2 separate regions of the Homo sapiens genome follow, and region 2 is linked to region 1. The links are chromatin loops, found by intact Hi-C in ENCODE. Cell type or tissue: gastrocnemius medialis. All regions are shown on one strand. Links, peaks and the distances in the headings refer to the core of each region. The heading gives the core; the rest is flanking DNA.

Region 1 (7,726 bases), core at 1,251-6,250:
CCATAATAGACTGTGACAGCGTTAACTTGGACATCCCCTAAAGATAACAGCCTCACGGAAGAATCATGGTTGCGGGAAGGAAATGTCCATCGGGGCATGGATGAGTACGTCAGGGCACAGTCATTCCTGATTTTGATGACCTTGGAGAACAGTGGTGGCTCTGTAGTTTCTAAATGAGGGGACTGTGGGGCTGGAATCTGGTAGGAAAGGGAGTGGGGTTACTAGGAGACTTGTCTTCAAGCAGCCCTTTCATAGCAAGCACACCGTTCTTAGGGTGTATGTTTATGGGAGAGGGAAGATCTTGGGGAGGCGTTGGTGGAGATTCCAAGGCATTCTAAGAGGACAGGTGGCGCTCTGGAAGCATTCCATGTTAAACCAGACTCCCAGGTGCTGAGAATCAGATGGACTCAAGTTGAGTCCAAGTGAGGTTTGACAGTATATTCTAATATGACTAAATGTATTGGAGAGAAAAGAAAAGTTAAGACTTTGAGGAAAATATATATAACTTTACCTGAAAGCAGAGAAATAAAATAGAAGAAATTGGTGAGCAGGGAATGGGAAGACAAAAATGGAATGTTGTAAGTTTTTAAATGTCCTGAAACTTTTAAAAGACATATTAACTATGTCAAGATGAGTCAATAGCACAGGGTTCTTTGTTAGAAAATAATAAATGAATAAGTTTTCCTTTTTGTTTCTGGTGAATACTTCGCAATATCGCCAGGTGCTATTATTTGACTCATGTCAAATGCCTTTCCAAAGTTATGCCCAGAATTCATGCAATGCTTACATTTTTAGATTGCTTTATGATCGTTACCTTGTTTAAATCAAGTTTCTGGAAGGCACACATGACCGTTATTACTAGGCGTGCTTTATGGATTAGGAAACAAATCATTTGTATAGCGCAGACCACGAAGCTGGGTTGAGACCATGAGACTTCTCTGCTTTTCACACTACCAGTTTTAGTTTTATCTTGAAATTGTATATTGTCTCACCGCTTTTATAAGAGGATTGAGCCTTAAAATCTTAAGAGTTGATTTGGCATACGCGTAATTGATTTGAGCTATGTTTCATGGACCCAGCTTTAGATTTTGATCACCTCTTTCTCTTTGAAAAGAGCTACGTGTGATTTGCTACCCAGATCTGTACTCATTTCTTGACTCAAATATGTATCTGTGACATAATCTTCGTAGTTAAATCTGTGAAACTTTCAAATCCTTCAGACTTGACAGTGTGAGGCTGGGGTTGGCAGTCTGCTTAACAAGATGCTGGGACCACCTCTGAATTAGTGAATCAGGGAGCTGCTGTGTGATCCCCTCCTCCAGGCTTTCTTGGAGTTTGTCTCTGCCACTTCCTCAAGCCCTTTAAAAAGGCTCCTGTGCTTTAGAGAGTTAGGATGTTAATGACCGTTCTTTTTTCTTGTACTTTATTAAGTACTAGTCTTACTAGACTAGTGCTTAAGTGGCAGTGTCTGCCTTTGCCTTCTCCCATCTCTTTATGCTCCTTTCTTCCAACTTCTCACGTTTCTGTTTCTCGCACGGCCAGGTGTCCAGCATCCCATGCTGACTTGCGGTTGGCCAATCCCCTCCTCGTAGATTTCCTCCACATTTTCCTCTTCCTCCTTTTCCTGTGGGAAGTTCTTTTTCTGGGCTGTGGCTGGTCTTACGTAGTTCGGTGGAAAAAGTATTGAGGTAGTGTTAGATACTGTGCTGCACCTCCAGGAGTGTCCAATCTTTTGGCTTCCCTGGGCCACACTGGAACAAGAAGAACTGTCTTGGGCCACACGTAAAATACACGGACACTAACGATAGCTGATGAGCTAAAAAAAAAAAAAATTGCAAAAAAAATCTCATAGCGTTTTAAGAAAGTTTGTGAATTTGTGTTGAGCCACATTCAAAGCTGTCCTGGACCACATCTTGGACAAGCTTGCTTACAGTATTTCTGCTGGATTTCTGGTTCCAACTAGCTATGGAACCCTGTGAGAGATTTGAGTCTCCGCTCATCTGAAATGAGAGGTTGGATGGAGAACGGTCTTTCCAGCCCTAAAATGCTGTGATTGAGATTATTCATACGGTGGTATGGTTGTAGACCCTCACAGGAAACTTCAGCATTTTGAAAGGTACCCAGTAATCAAGACTGGTCTCAGTGTAGGGGTGATGCCTTTGAGTCCCCAGGTAAAACGATCTTGGACTCCTTAAATTAGATTGCCTGCCTTGTGGCCCGCCCTCTTCTTCAGGAGTTAGGGATGGGTCAGGAGGGCACCCTTGTCTTTATTGTGATATCTACGTTAGAATACCCGAATATTGAACCTGGATTACACTTTGGAAAAATTGCTGACACAGGTGTGAAATATTCGGCTGCTTTTCATCTCCATGAAGGAGGCAGTGGCCTTCTAAAGTTGTTCTTTCGGTGATGGTATTTAAACCACTAGGAGAGTTTCTGGGAACCTGCTTCATGCCTCTGTTAATTCTTATACAACTCATAAAAAATGCCACTTCAGATCTTTCTCTTGCAAAATTGTGCATGGCCTGTGACCGTAAGTGCTAGTGTCCTATTTCTAGGGACATTTTTGTTAGTACTGAATCTTTTTGTTATGTTCACCAAGCTACTTATCTGTCCATTGTCAAGGCCACTGACAGTTGTTTTGCTGTCTGCTTTTGTATTGATGTGTCATGCATTCATTGCACATATTGTTTATTTTTTAAAATCTGTGTTTATCTTTTTTGTTTGTTTCCAGAGAGATTAGTTATTGCTATGCTAAGAACATTTATTTAATCCTTTGTCCTTAGTGTCATTCATATTCCTTTAGCTATTCCTATTTTTTAGCTTTTTAGAACTTTATAATACCTACTTTTTATGGGCTCACTTCCAAAATAATTTGTGGTGACTCTTCCATTTTTAGCGTGTATTGCCTGAAAATTCAGGTATTTAATAGCAAATGAAAGTTTTTTTTTTAAATGTTGTTTATTTTGGATTTTATCTTTGAAATCTGTAGTTTGTTTTATGCCTCTTAGTTAGCTTACAAAAAGTTACTCTGCTTACACGTCTCTTATTTTTATGGAAAAAGATATAACATCCCCCTTTGCTCCCCCTTTTAAAGGGTTCTAAATTGAGATTCTTTCTGCTACTAATTTAATTCTTCTGAAAAAGAAACATAGGGGTTTGTTCTTTGCCATATATCTTTGTTACTGCCTAACAAGCAGTTTGGAACAATGACTTTATAGACTTAATCAGTACCCTGTTTAGTCATTTCATATCATCTGCAGTATGTTTTTGAGATACATATTTTTTTAAAAAATAAAAGATCATTTGGGATTCTAAACAACAGAAATATCCAAACAACAGAATTGCTCTAAAGTTTTAAAAGTGATCATCTGTATGAGAAATCATGCCTTGCAATAACTGAAGAACATTTGCTCTTCTGTGGGAAACAGTGGCGGCACGTCCTCGGCTCATTCTTGGTCTGAGTGGTCCAGCCACTTACCCCAGAAAGCGGTCCTGCATTGTGGAGGGAAACCACAGTGGCTCCCGAGAATCCATTGGCAATGGATGCATTCTGACCACATTTATTGTTGTTTTTGGAGGGTAACAGTTGTTTTAAAGCACTGAACTGTAATTGCATAAATACTCATCTTACTTCCTAAAACGTGTTTGTTGATCATCGTGCTCTTTTGGAGTAAGAGCTGTAAGCTCTGGTAAGATTACTCCTCAGGAACATGTTGGGTCTTGGACATTGCAGGTCAGTCATCTAGGGCAGCAGTCTCCAATCTTTTTGGCACCAGGGACTGGTTTGTGGAAGATAATTTTTCCACGGATGGGTGGGGTGGGGGATGGTTTCAGGTTGATTCAAGCGCATTCCATTTATTGTGCACTTTATTTCTATTATTATTACATTGTCATATATAATGAAGTAATTATACAACTCACCATAATGTAGTATCAGTGGGAGCCCAGAGCTTGTTTTCCTGTAACTAGATGGTCCCATCTCGGAATGATGGGAGACAATGACAGGCCGTCAGGCATTAGACTCTCGTAAGGAACCCGCAGCCTAGATCCCTCGCATGTGCAGTTCACAGTAGGGTTGGTGCTCTTATGAGAATCCAACGCTGCTGGTGATCTGACAGGAGGCGGAGCTCAGGCGGTGATGCGAGTGATGGGGTGCGGCTGTAAATACAGATGAAGCTTTGCTTGCTAGTCCACTGCACACCTCCTGCTGCGTGGTCCAGTTCCTAACAGGCCACAGACCAGTACCCATCTGTAGCCCGGGACTTGGGGGCCCCTCATCTAGAGTATTCTGGACTGTGGACTCTGTGTTCCTTTTCATGCATTGGAATCTTCCTAGTCCTCAACAGGGAGCCTAGGAGCAGGCACAAGGAAACATGTCCCCTCTGGGTAAACTTTCTGTCCAAAATTAAACAAAACAAACAAAAAACCTGAATACGTCTGGAATCTGTCTGAGTGTTTTGTGGATGCAGGCCCACCCTGGCCCTGGCATATCAGCAAGCCAGTTGTGGGCCATTCTTTTCCTCCCTGTTTATTGTCGTTTTTTCCTGCGTTCTTTACTCACTCAGTTTCCTTCCTTTTTTGTCTTTTTTGGTTCTTTTCCGTTTCTTCTCTTTTTCCTTTTACCTTCTTCCATTCCTTATATGGATAGCCTAGGAAACATCCTACACTTACCATAGGCATTTTTTTTAGCCTGATTAATGGCAGTCCAGAACTAAAGACAAATTTTACTCTGATATTATGGTCTGTAAAATCGCATGCTGGTGCAAATTATTTATTTGTTTGTTTGTTTGTTTGTTTTTTGAGACAGAGTTTCACTCTTGTGGCCCAGGCTGGAATGCAGTAGGATGATCTTGGCTCACTGCAACCTCTGCCTCCTGGGTTCAAGCAGTTCTTCTGCCTCAGCCTCCCAAGTAGCTGGTATTACAGGCATACACCACCACACCCAGCTAGTTTTATATTTTTAGTAGAGACGGGGTTTCACCATGTTGGCCAGGCTGGTCTCGAACTCCTGACCTCAGGTGATCCACCCGCCTTGGCCTCCCAAAGTGCTGGCATTACAGGCATGAGCCACCGTGCTCGGCCTGGAGTTTCACTCTTGTTGCCCAGACTGGAATGCAGTGGGATAACCCTGGTTTACTGCAACCTCCACCTCCTGGGTTCAAGCAATTCTTCTGCCTCAGCCTCCCAAGTAGCTGGTATTACAGGCATGCACCACCACACCTGGCTAATTTTGTATTTTTAGTAGAGATGGGGTTTTACCATGTTGGCCAGGCTGGTCTCTTGAACTTCTAACCTCAGGTGATCCACCCACCTCAGCCTCCCATAGTGCTGGGATGACAGGTGTGAGCCACTGTGCCTGGCCCGGAGTTTCACTCTTGTTGCCCAGGCTGGAATGCAGTGGGATGATCTCGGTTCACTGCAGTCTCCACCTCCTGGGTTCAAGCAATTCTCCTGCCTCAGCCTCCCAAGTAGCTGGTATTACAGGCATGCACCACCACACCCGGCTAATTTTATATTTTTAGTAAAGACGGGGTTTCACCAAGTTGGCCAGGCTGGTCTCTCGAACTTCTAACCTCCCGGATGGTCCACCCACGTCGGCCTCCCAAATTGCTGGAATGACAGGCGTGAGCCACCACACCCAGCCAGTGCAAATTATTTCTGAAGAGTTTAATATGTTTATATAGCATATTTCAGGTTGAATGGAAAAGATATGTGAAATGTATCACTTCTCAAGCTGTTTTTGATATTTAAATGGGCATTCAAATAGGTTTCAGATTGATGTTTAAATTTTCAGATTTAAATAGGCATTCAAATAGGTTTCAGATAGGTGTTTAGACTTTCAGATTTAACTAGGCATTCAAATAGGTTTCAGATTGAAGTTTAAAGAACAGTTTGCCTAAATTTTGGTAATAAATAACCATATAGAATTTCAGGGTCCTTTCTACGTATGGAAATTTTTGGTAAACAAAGATATTGTTTGGGTTAAAGTAGTATTTTTAAATTTCTTAAATTATAACAGAGTTTGGTATGTAAAAAATGTGGTAGAGTCAAATTTGTGTTAAATAGCAACTGTGACCTATGCCACTCTGAAGGAGCACAGTATATTCTAGCTGTAAGGGCCTTGGGAGCACATTGAGTTCAATCTTCTCATTTTATAAATGAGACAATTTACTTAAACTTACACACCTGGTTCACAGCATAGCGGACCACAGTTAGGTCTTCCACCTCCCTGTCCACTGTGCTTTTTGGGCAGAAGATAAGGTTAGGAAATTTAGAAGTGAAGTGGACAGAATAGCATGAGAAGACCATTATATTTGAGTTCTCAAGCAAGCTTTGACTTTAACTTCTGAGTTACGAGATATTGGATTAGGTGTGTTTAACCTCTTTGGATCTTAATTTTCGGAGGGTTGTATTTTTAGGTCCTTCTGAATTCCAATCAGGTGAAAAAAAATGAAATAGGTTTCAATTCTTCTTATTGTAGGTTCTTGCAATTTCACTTTAAGTAGTACCCCTATTTTTTAGTAGCATTCCTGTTTTTTTCTTGTTAGTGAATCAACTTTTCAACACGTGTTGTTGTTAGACACAGGCTGTCTGAGTCAAGATGCTAGTTGCTTCTGTATTCAGATGTCTCTAGCATTGTCTTGATTAACTGAAGTTAAAACACTTTAAAAGGCAGTTCTTCCCTAGTTTCAAACTGCAGGAATAGTCCATGGACACGTTATTCAGAGGTACTCTTTTCAAGTGGTTTACACTTTCTTACAGTCTTCAAGAGTAATCTCATCATGTAAGTAAAATTTAAGAGAATTTTGCTGCTCCAACTTCTAGAGTTGCTTTATTTATGGTTGTGGAACAGGTTTTTCCATTCTTAGTAGGATAATCTGGCATTGTTTGTGTCAGAGAGAAGACAGTTGTAACAATGTGGAAGGATAGGAAAGGTGAGTTTAAAGTATTGAAGAAAAGCTGAAAGACTGGAGGTTTTTTTCAGAAGACTCTGCCAGTGAGCTTTGAGACCTTTCCCCCATTGCCTAGCAGTAGTTCCCATGCCCTTAATTGTTTTAAAAAAGCCCATTCTAGGCCGGGCGTGGTGGCTTACGCCTGTAATCCCAGCACTTTGGGAGGCTGAGGCAGGAAGATTGCTTGAGTCCAGGAGTTTGAGACTAGCCTGGGCGACATAGTGAGAGTTTGCCTTTACCCAGGTGTGGTGACCTGTGCCTGTGATCCCAGATACTCAGGGAGGTTGAGGCAGGAGGATCACTTGGGCTTGGGAGGCCAGGGCTACAGTGACCTGTGATCATGCCACTGCACTCTAGTCTGGGTGACAGAGTAAGACCCTGTCTCAAAACAAAACAACAAACCATTCTTTCAGTGAACACTTTTTTAATACCTATTATGTGCATAGCACGAGTTAGGTGCTGTGGGAATTACAAAAGAATTGTTCATATAGGGCTTTTTGCTGTAGGTGCTTCCTCTCTAGCTGGGTTCCCAGTACTTAGGCCATGAAATGGTGAGGTGAAGTAAATGAGTACGCGCATAGAGTGCTCTAGTTGAGAAGGGAGAAGGGACAAAGCAGTAGGGGAAGACTCTAGGGAGCCATGGAATCTGAGCAGTTTGAAGGACCAGTAGTTAAGAATAGCTAAAAAGAACTCATTTTAATTTTCTTTTGGGAGAATGCAAGGGAAGTGGTTGGGCTAGGTTAGGACATAGGCTTGGGAGTTGGGAAAGA
Region 2 (7,726 bases), core at 1,649-6,648, 350 kb before region 1:
GTACATTACTACATAATTTTAACTCATTAAAAAATTGTTTTGAATGACAGTCATTAAAGCCTACTTGTCATGGTGAATTTTTATTTTACTAGTTCTCTGTCACTATCACGCATTGCCACTTTTTTTTCTTTTTTGAGACAGAGTCTCGCTCTGTCGCCCAGGGTGGAGTGCAGTGGCGTGATATCGGCTCACTGCAAGCTCCACCTCCCGGGTTCACGCCATTCTCCTGCCTCAGCCTCCCGAGTAGCTGGGACTACAGGCGCCCGCCACCACGCCCAGCTAATTTTTTGTATTTTTAGTATAGATGGGGTTTCACCACGTTAGCCAGGATGGTCTCGATCTCCTGACCTCGTGATCCACCTGTCTTGGCCTCCCAAACTGCTGGGATTACAGGTGTAAGCCACCTCACGTGGCCGCCACTTTTTTCTTTTAATCTTGGGCAGTAGTTTAGCATGGCAGAAACACCTTCCTTGCACTCAAACTTCTAAATCCCAGCTCTGTCATTACGTAGTTGTGTAACTGTTTTCATCTTGTACATTAGAATAATACCACCAATTAAAGATATTCTGGTATATGGTAGGGTCTAAATAAAGAGTAGTAATTATTATCCATGGGAATACATTACCTACTAGCTAGATTATAAGCACTTTGAGAGACTGTGATTGCCTTGTATCCACTGTGTCCGTAGTCTAGCACTGAGTCAGCATGCCATAATTTTCAACATATTGTCATATCAATTACTATCTTCACTACCTTTTTCAGGGAGACCCATCTTAGGATTGTAGAAGGAGTATTACCTCTCTCCTGCTATTTTATTTTTATTTTATAGAGATGAGGGCTAACTATGCTGCCCAGGCTAGTCTCAAACTCCTGGGCTCAAGCAGTCCTCTCACCTTAGCCTCCCAAAGTGCTGGGATTAAAGACATGAGCCACTGCGCCTGACCCTCCTAGTTATTTTAATGGTAAGTTAGAATAACTCTTAAAAGCCAGAGAAAGTCAAATATTAAATCATATAGCTCTACACTCTCCTATGGCAACAGTAAATAAATGAGTAAATAAGACAATTTTAGATAGGGTAAATAATGTTATTACCTATTCAGGTCCATATTTCTAAATCACATGCTAAGCTGCTATTTTAGACATTACCTACTAATTTCCTGTTGTAATAGACGAAGATGTTTACTACACTTACACTATCTTCCCACTATATTTCATCCCAATTTTTGGTTAAACTGGCTGTAGTTCTGCATTATGATTAGGGAAATACTGCTTACTGTAAAGCCAAGAAATTTACTGTGATAATGTCTCCTTTTTTATAAAAAGTTTCGCTTTTCCTGTTGTGTCCCTATCCTTCGTTTTTTACATTAGATGCTATTTATACTCATCAACAGATTTTTCTTCCAAATGCTTAACATATCTATTGAGTCTACTTTTATCTGGAAACCTCCTTTTTGTAGAGACAGGGTCTTGCTTTGTTGCTCAGGCTGGTCCTAAACTCCTAGATTCAAGCAATCCTCCCATGTCCGTCTCTGGACTAGCTGGAATTACAGGCATATGCGACTGTGCCTTGCCTATCTTTTGTTTTTTTGTTTGTTTGTTTTAAAACAAGTTTTTCTTCTTAAATGTGAACAAATATTTTAATTTAAAAATATTTTTGTTGTTTTTGTTTTAAAGGAAGCTTGTATTAATCAATAAAATATCCAGAAACAATGTCTGTGAAACAAGTGCTTTTATCCACATTTGGCAAAAGAGCCAATAATAAAAACACCAATCTATAAGCAACAGCTAAAAAGAAAAGCAGCTGATTTAATTTCTCACTCTATTGTTCAAATTAGCATTTTAAACCATTGCACCTTAATTAAAGCCACTCTTTTAGGTACAATAATCACAGGCAAAGCAACTACTATGTAGGGTAACTATAAATGATCAAAACAGGACACTTTTGAAAATGAATGGAGCACTATTAATAATTATGCCAGGGCAATATGCATAATCTAAGCAAACCAGCCATTCCACTACTAATAACCTCCTAGATGCTGAGCTTTTAAACTTACAAGGTGTTACCAATCCCATGAAGTTCCCCCCTTAAGACACACACCCTACTATGCTAGTGCCTAATATAAAGATCACTACAGTGAAAATAGAAGATGAAAAAAATTAGCAAACACAGAATAAAAAGTTTTTAAGATATTGATTCTTCCTACCCCGCCCCCCAACAAGCACACACACAATTCATTTAGAAATTCACATATTTTCTGCTTGAAGGAAATAGTAATTCCCATATTTAAAAATAGATAGAACTGAATAAGCTGGTAGAATTTTCTTTCTCTTACTTGGAATTACTCAATTAAAGAAATAAAGAAAGGGTGAAAAATGATTAGAAAGAAAAGAGAATGAACTGCAGTTTTCTACCTAAAGTAGTTAAGACATGAGAGAAGAAATCACTCAATGCCCTTACCCATCCCAGAGTCTTTCTTGGTGCCATCTGATATTATGTCTACATGATCAGAGTCCACATCATAACTAAAGAAATCATTCAAATAGGTCTTTGATCGCTGGCCACCAAATACATATAAGCAACGATTTTTCTGAAAAAGAAGAAAAAAAAAAAGAAAGGAGTAACTTATCACTTCCATGAAGAACTCAGAATGATCCTTTAAAAACTTAAACCTCTACAAAAGTAATTTTATAACAGATCCCAATGGAGTACTATGCTGGAATAAAAGGGAAAGAGGAAGCTCTCTACATATTGCTAAAAGGGGATCTCTAGGACATCCTGTTAAAGAAGAAAAGCAAGGTGCAGAATAATATATACAGGTTCCTTCTTCCTTTGTGTAGGAATGGAGAAGAAGGAATATCTGTGCATCAGACAAAAAGAGAGGGAGAGAGGGAAAGAGAATGTGAGAGAGGGGAAAAGTGAGAGAGAGAGCACGCAAGCGAGAGCGAGAATAGAGATTGCTTCTTTTTTTGAAAAACAAAGGAAGGATAAACCAAAACCTAATAAAAGACAGTTACCTATAGTGGCAGGAACAGAGCAGGAAGACCTCTCCAAAAATAATACCTTGATGTATGGTTTTGACTTTAGAACAATGTATATGCTTTTATTTAATTAGAAGACAAAATTAACTCAAAAAAAAAATCTAAAATTTGGGCAAAAAAAATCCAACAAATAAACCTATCTGTATATAAAGATATACTCAGACACAGAAATAGTATTTCTAATGATTTTAATACATACTTTTTGACTACCCATCCCTAGAAGTCTAAATCCTAAACAGAAAAATAATCAGAAAGCAACGTTAAACAGCACTCAGTGATTCTGTTGTTAGTTTTCTTTACTGTGAAAGCTATTATAGACAGACAAAGCAACTAATGTTATGAAGCAGGATTTTAACCTTAAAAGACACAAAAATAGGCCAGGCATGGTGGCTCACACCTGTAGTCCTAGCATTTGGGCAGGCCAAGGTGAGAGGATTGCTTGAGACAGCCTGGGCAACACAGCAAGGCCCTGTCTCCTACTTCCACTTCCACTTCCACTTCTACTACTACTACTACTACTACTACTACTACTACTACTACTACTACTACTACTACTACTTCTTCTACTACTACTACTACTACTACTACTACTACTACTACTACTCAAAACCCAGGTGTGGTGGTACACACCTGTAGTTTTAGCTACTTGGGGGGCTAAGGTGAGAGGATCATTTGAGCCCTGACATTCAAGGCTGTAGTGAGCTACGATCTGCGCTCCAGTCGGGGTAAAAAGAAAAGATATAAAGTTACAAAATAGAAGACATTAAGATAAAAAATATTTTATTTGAATCAGACATATCAGTATGAATTCACAATTTAATTTTTCTCTTACAAAAAAAGATACATAAATATGTTGTGGGGGGTGCTCCTACTAGCCAAAGAGAAAAATTTGAGCATCAAGAAAGTGGCCAGGTACAGTGGCTCATGCCTGTAATCCCAACACCGCAGAAGGCAGAGGCGGGTGGATCACCTGAGGTCAGGAGTTCAAGACCAGCCTGGCCAACATGGTGAAACCCTGTCTTTACTAAATACAAAAAATTAGCCGGGCGTGGTGGTGCATGCCTGTAATCCCAGCTACTTGGGAGGCTGGGACTACAGGCACAGGTCACCACGCCAGGCTAATTTTTGTATTTTTACTGGGGATGGGGTTTCGCCATGTTGGCCAGGCTCGTCTCAAACTTCTGGAATCAAGTGATCCACTGCTCCTGACCATTGCTGATACATTTAAATTCTAATTCTATAAAATCAAATCTTAAATTCTTTGTACTTAATGGAGAATAGCAGAAGGGAAAATAAGAACAGAGTAAGAAATTGTCCTTCTAATTACTAAGAGACGTAAGTGGAAAGGCATAAGAAAGGAACATAGCTACAAAATCTACATAAGCAGTGAAATTAGTCATAAGATTGCCCAGGTTGGTAGCCAGGTAGTAACTATTTAGGAATTACCAGGTTGATGGGAAGAGTCTCATAATTAGCAAACAGTTCACTGTTAAAGAAGTTTTGTCTTTCTCTGTCATTGCTACACTAATCTCTTCCTAAAGAATTAGATTTCACCACTTCTTTTCCTATCTAGATATACATGACAAAATAACATTTACGCAATGTACGGAATGTTCTTACTGAGTGGAATAACATGCAGTGTCCTATTCGAGACTGGATGTCCTCAGGCCCAGCATTACAGGAGTCCTCTCGAAGAAGTTTCCAGGTTTGACATTGACAGTTGAAAGCAAACAAGCCACTGAATTGTGGTTCACTGGCTCTGCTGTCATCTACGCTGCCATTACAAGTCAAAATTCTACCACCAAAAGTGTAGATCATATGTTTTTCTGAGTCCATACACATCTATCAGAACAAGGCAACAGATTGAATAGTTTTAGTTTGTTCCTGTCATATGTGCTAAAACAAAACCAACATGTACAGTTTTACATTCTCAAAAAAACCCTAAACTTTGTCCCTAATGACACTAAATACCACCCCTGATTATCATATGCAAGTTTCTAAATAATTTTTCAAGTTGTCATTTTTGTCAGTGAGGGTAAAAACATGTTGGAATAAAGAGCTTTCTGCTTTCTTGAAATTGCATAATTTTTATCAAAATCAACCAATGATACATGAGGCGTTGATTTATATGTAAGAGTGAATACTTATATTCTGGGTGAATAGTGATCATACCCTCCTTATAAAAATTCCCTTCTTTCATTCTAGGCAAGCATCCTATTAATATTACTACCATTTACTAAGCGATCAGATATGCAAATAAGAGTGGTGAAGCTAAATTCACCTCTCTGCATTTATTTTTATAAAACCCTTCAGATTATGTTACAAAACAGTAAAACAAACAAACAAAAGGACATTTACAACAATCAAGTCTCCAGACTGACTTCTACAATGTGAAGAACTCTGCCTACTTTTAACATAGCACTATTTAATTTTCTTTGAATTAAGCTATACACTTCATGTTTAAAAGTCAAGCTTTATTCTTCCATTCTTTCAACTCAAGATTATAACTTTTCATAAAAATGTGTGAGAAAACAGCCATTTGTCACGAGACAATAAGAATCAAATTCTGTTTCAAATAACACATAAATCCAAGTTGGGAATTAGCTGTTGAACGTAAGTGGCATTTACATAAAGAATAAATTGTGTACACAAAACATCTATGTTTTGCTAAAATAAAACCCAACCATTTGATGTTCAATTCTCCTACCAGATTACTTCTGCTATTTATGTATTTTTTTAAACAAAAGGCTATTTTCATAATTTGTTTTTTTTTCCTAGACAGAATTTCACTCTTGTTGCCCAGGCTAGAGTGCAACAGCATGAGCTTGGCTCACCACAACCTCTGCCTCCCAGGTTCAAGCAATTCTCCTGCCTCAGCCTCCCGGGTAGCTGGGATTACCAGCATATGCCACCACGCCAGGATAATTTTGTATTTTTAGTAGAGATGGTGTTACTCCATGTTGGTCAGGCTGGTCTTGAACTCTCGACCTCAGGTGATCCGCCTGCCTCGGCCTCCCAAAGTGCTGGGATTACAGGCATGAGCCACCGTGCCTGGCTATTTTCATAATTTTAAATGTTGTTTTAAAAAACTGTAGTTATTATTAAAAAGATTCTAACATCTCCTAATTTTTATCTACCACTAAAAAGATCTACCTCATTAGCCATTTCCCAGGTTTCTCAAAGACTTCCATAAATTAAGATGAAAATCTATTCCCCAAGGGTGAAATCTTGGTAAACATGGTTGAAAAACAAAGATGTCTGGAAGTATTCCTATTTTTTAAAATGATCATACAGTTAAAATCAGCACACTGCTGAAAACAACTCAGTTTGGCCCCATCCACTGCCTCCGTTGAGGGCTCCACTGGAGCTGGGTCACATTTCCGTTTCTGAAGTACTTCAGACTCAATCACTCCAAATATCTGGGAACTATGCTGAAAATCTTTAGGGACTCACATTAAATGAGTCTATTTCCATTTTTTATTAACTCACAGATTCATACTAATGGCCAATCTTTGTTACCAACCCCCTACCTTTCTACTTCGTATGGCTACAAAGAGTTTCTTTCTTTTTGAGAATATTCAAGCTTAATTTTGATGTGGTTTATTCTCATTTGTTTGCAGGGCTGAAGTATAAACATCTTTATCTTGGTAGTTCTTCCTAGCATACCAGTTTAAACCAAGAAACCTTTTAATATTCGATTTCCACGCTTTTGATTTGTTTTGTCATTTTTACTCTCCGAAAAAATTTCTGAAAAGCTAGTAAACTTATTAAACTCTGTGTGATAATGTCTTTTCCATCAAAGACTTAAAAAAATCTTTAAAGCCAAAAGTTTAAAGACTATTCATTTATTATGTCAGGAGTTAGATATTTAATTTTTAAAATCAAAATAGTGGATAACCACTTATTTTCCTGGGAAAAATTATTTTTTGAACCTGAAAATGACTTTATTTTACTCATCACAGGAATACAAGATTGGTAAGGGTTTGGCTGGGTTCAAAATAATCTTCTCCTCACAAAATTTGAAGATATTGCTATAAAGGCTTCTAAGTATCCAATGTTGTCCAACCTACCACCCTCCCTTCTACAAACCTCCAAAAATGCCTCATGACCCAGTGAGAATATCAATGAGCTGAGATCTTCAATTCTTCAACTGAAGTTTTTCCTGCTACTTCTTGGCTAGCTCACTTTCCATTTTCTAGTAATTTCCACAAAAACTGATTATACTTGAAGGACAGTTTGGCTAGATATAAAATTCTTGGCTCATACTGTCTTTTCTTGAATGTCTTCTAGATGTTGCTCTATTATCTCTTGGCACTGAAAGTAGATGTAGAGAAATCTGATACCAGTCTCATTTTAGTTCTCTTATAGGTGACTTGATCATTTTGTCTACTTGCTATAAAATGATCTCTTATCTTTTATAGTCAGTGTTATTAATATATGTCTTAGAGTTAAGTATTTGGGTCAACTTTTTCTGAATATAGTATGCCCATTTGACATGCGGAGTAAAATCTTTCTTCAGGAAAATGTTCCTGAATTCAATTGATAAATATTTGTTTTTTCCATTGTTTTGGCTTTCTTCTTTAAAGTCTCCAGTTATATATATATATGTTGGCTCTCCTCTGCCTACCTTCCCTGGTTAATCATTTTTACCTCTTTGTTTTATCTTATTCCTATGCTATATGATCAT

What was found. Hi-C counts contacts between places; a loop is a spot of excess contacts. Peaks named below come from ENCODE experiments on the same cell type or tissue, not always from the same donor. Only the 100,000 strongest peaks of a DNase experiment are listed, where the experiment ranks them.
Region 2: it touches region 1 in a loop (2.4-fold over the local background); 3 of 110 quality-filtered maps call a loop at or near these places.

Annotation. Positions count from the first base shown.
Region 1 is chr7:131,091,345-131,099,070 of GRCh38, reverse strand. All of the region lies in intron 2 of LINC-PINT (long intergenic non-protein coding RNA, p53 induced transcript), which reads left to right. Among named protein-coding and RNA genes, the nearest start is that of LINC-PINT, 15 kb to the left of the region's middle. RefSeq lists an enhancer at 7,463-7,726. In gastrocnemius medialis, for the core only: no CTCF peak of the experiment used is centred there; a DNase peak (open chromatin) is centred at 4,140; H3K4me3 peaks cover 1,173 bases; H3K27ac peaks cover 3,981 bases.
Region 2 is chr7:131,440,636-131,448,361 of GRCh38, reverse strand. It overlaps MKLN1 (muskelin 1), which reads right to left. Exons shown (of 18, transcript NM_013255.5): 11 at 4,660-4,881; 12 at 2,459-2,588. Among named protein-coding and RNA genes, the nearest start is that of PODXL, 110 kb to the left of the region's middle. In gastrocnemius medialis, for the core only: no CTCF peak of the experiment used is centred there; a DNase peak (open chromatin) is centred at 4,711; H3K27ac peaks cover 3,988 bases.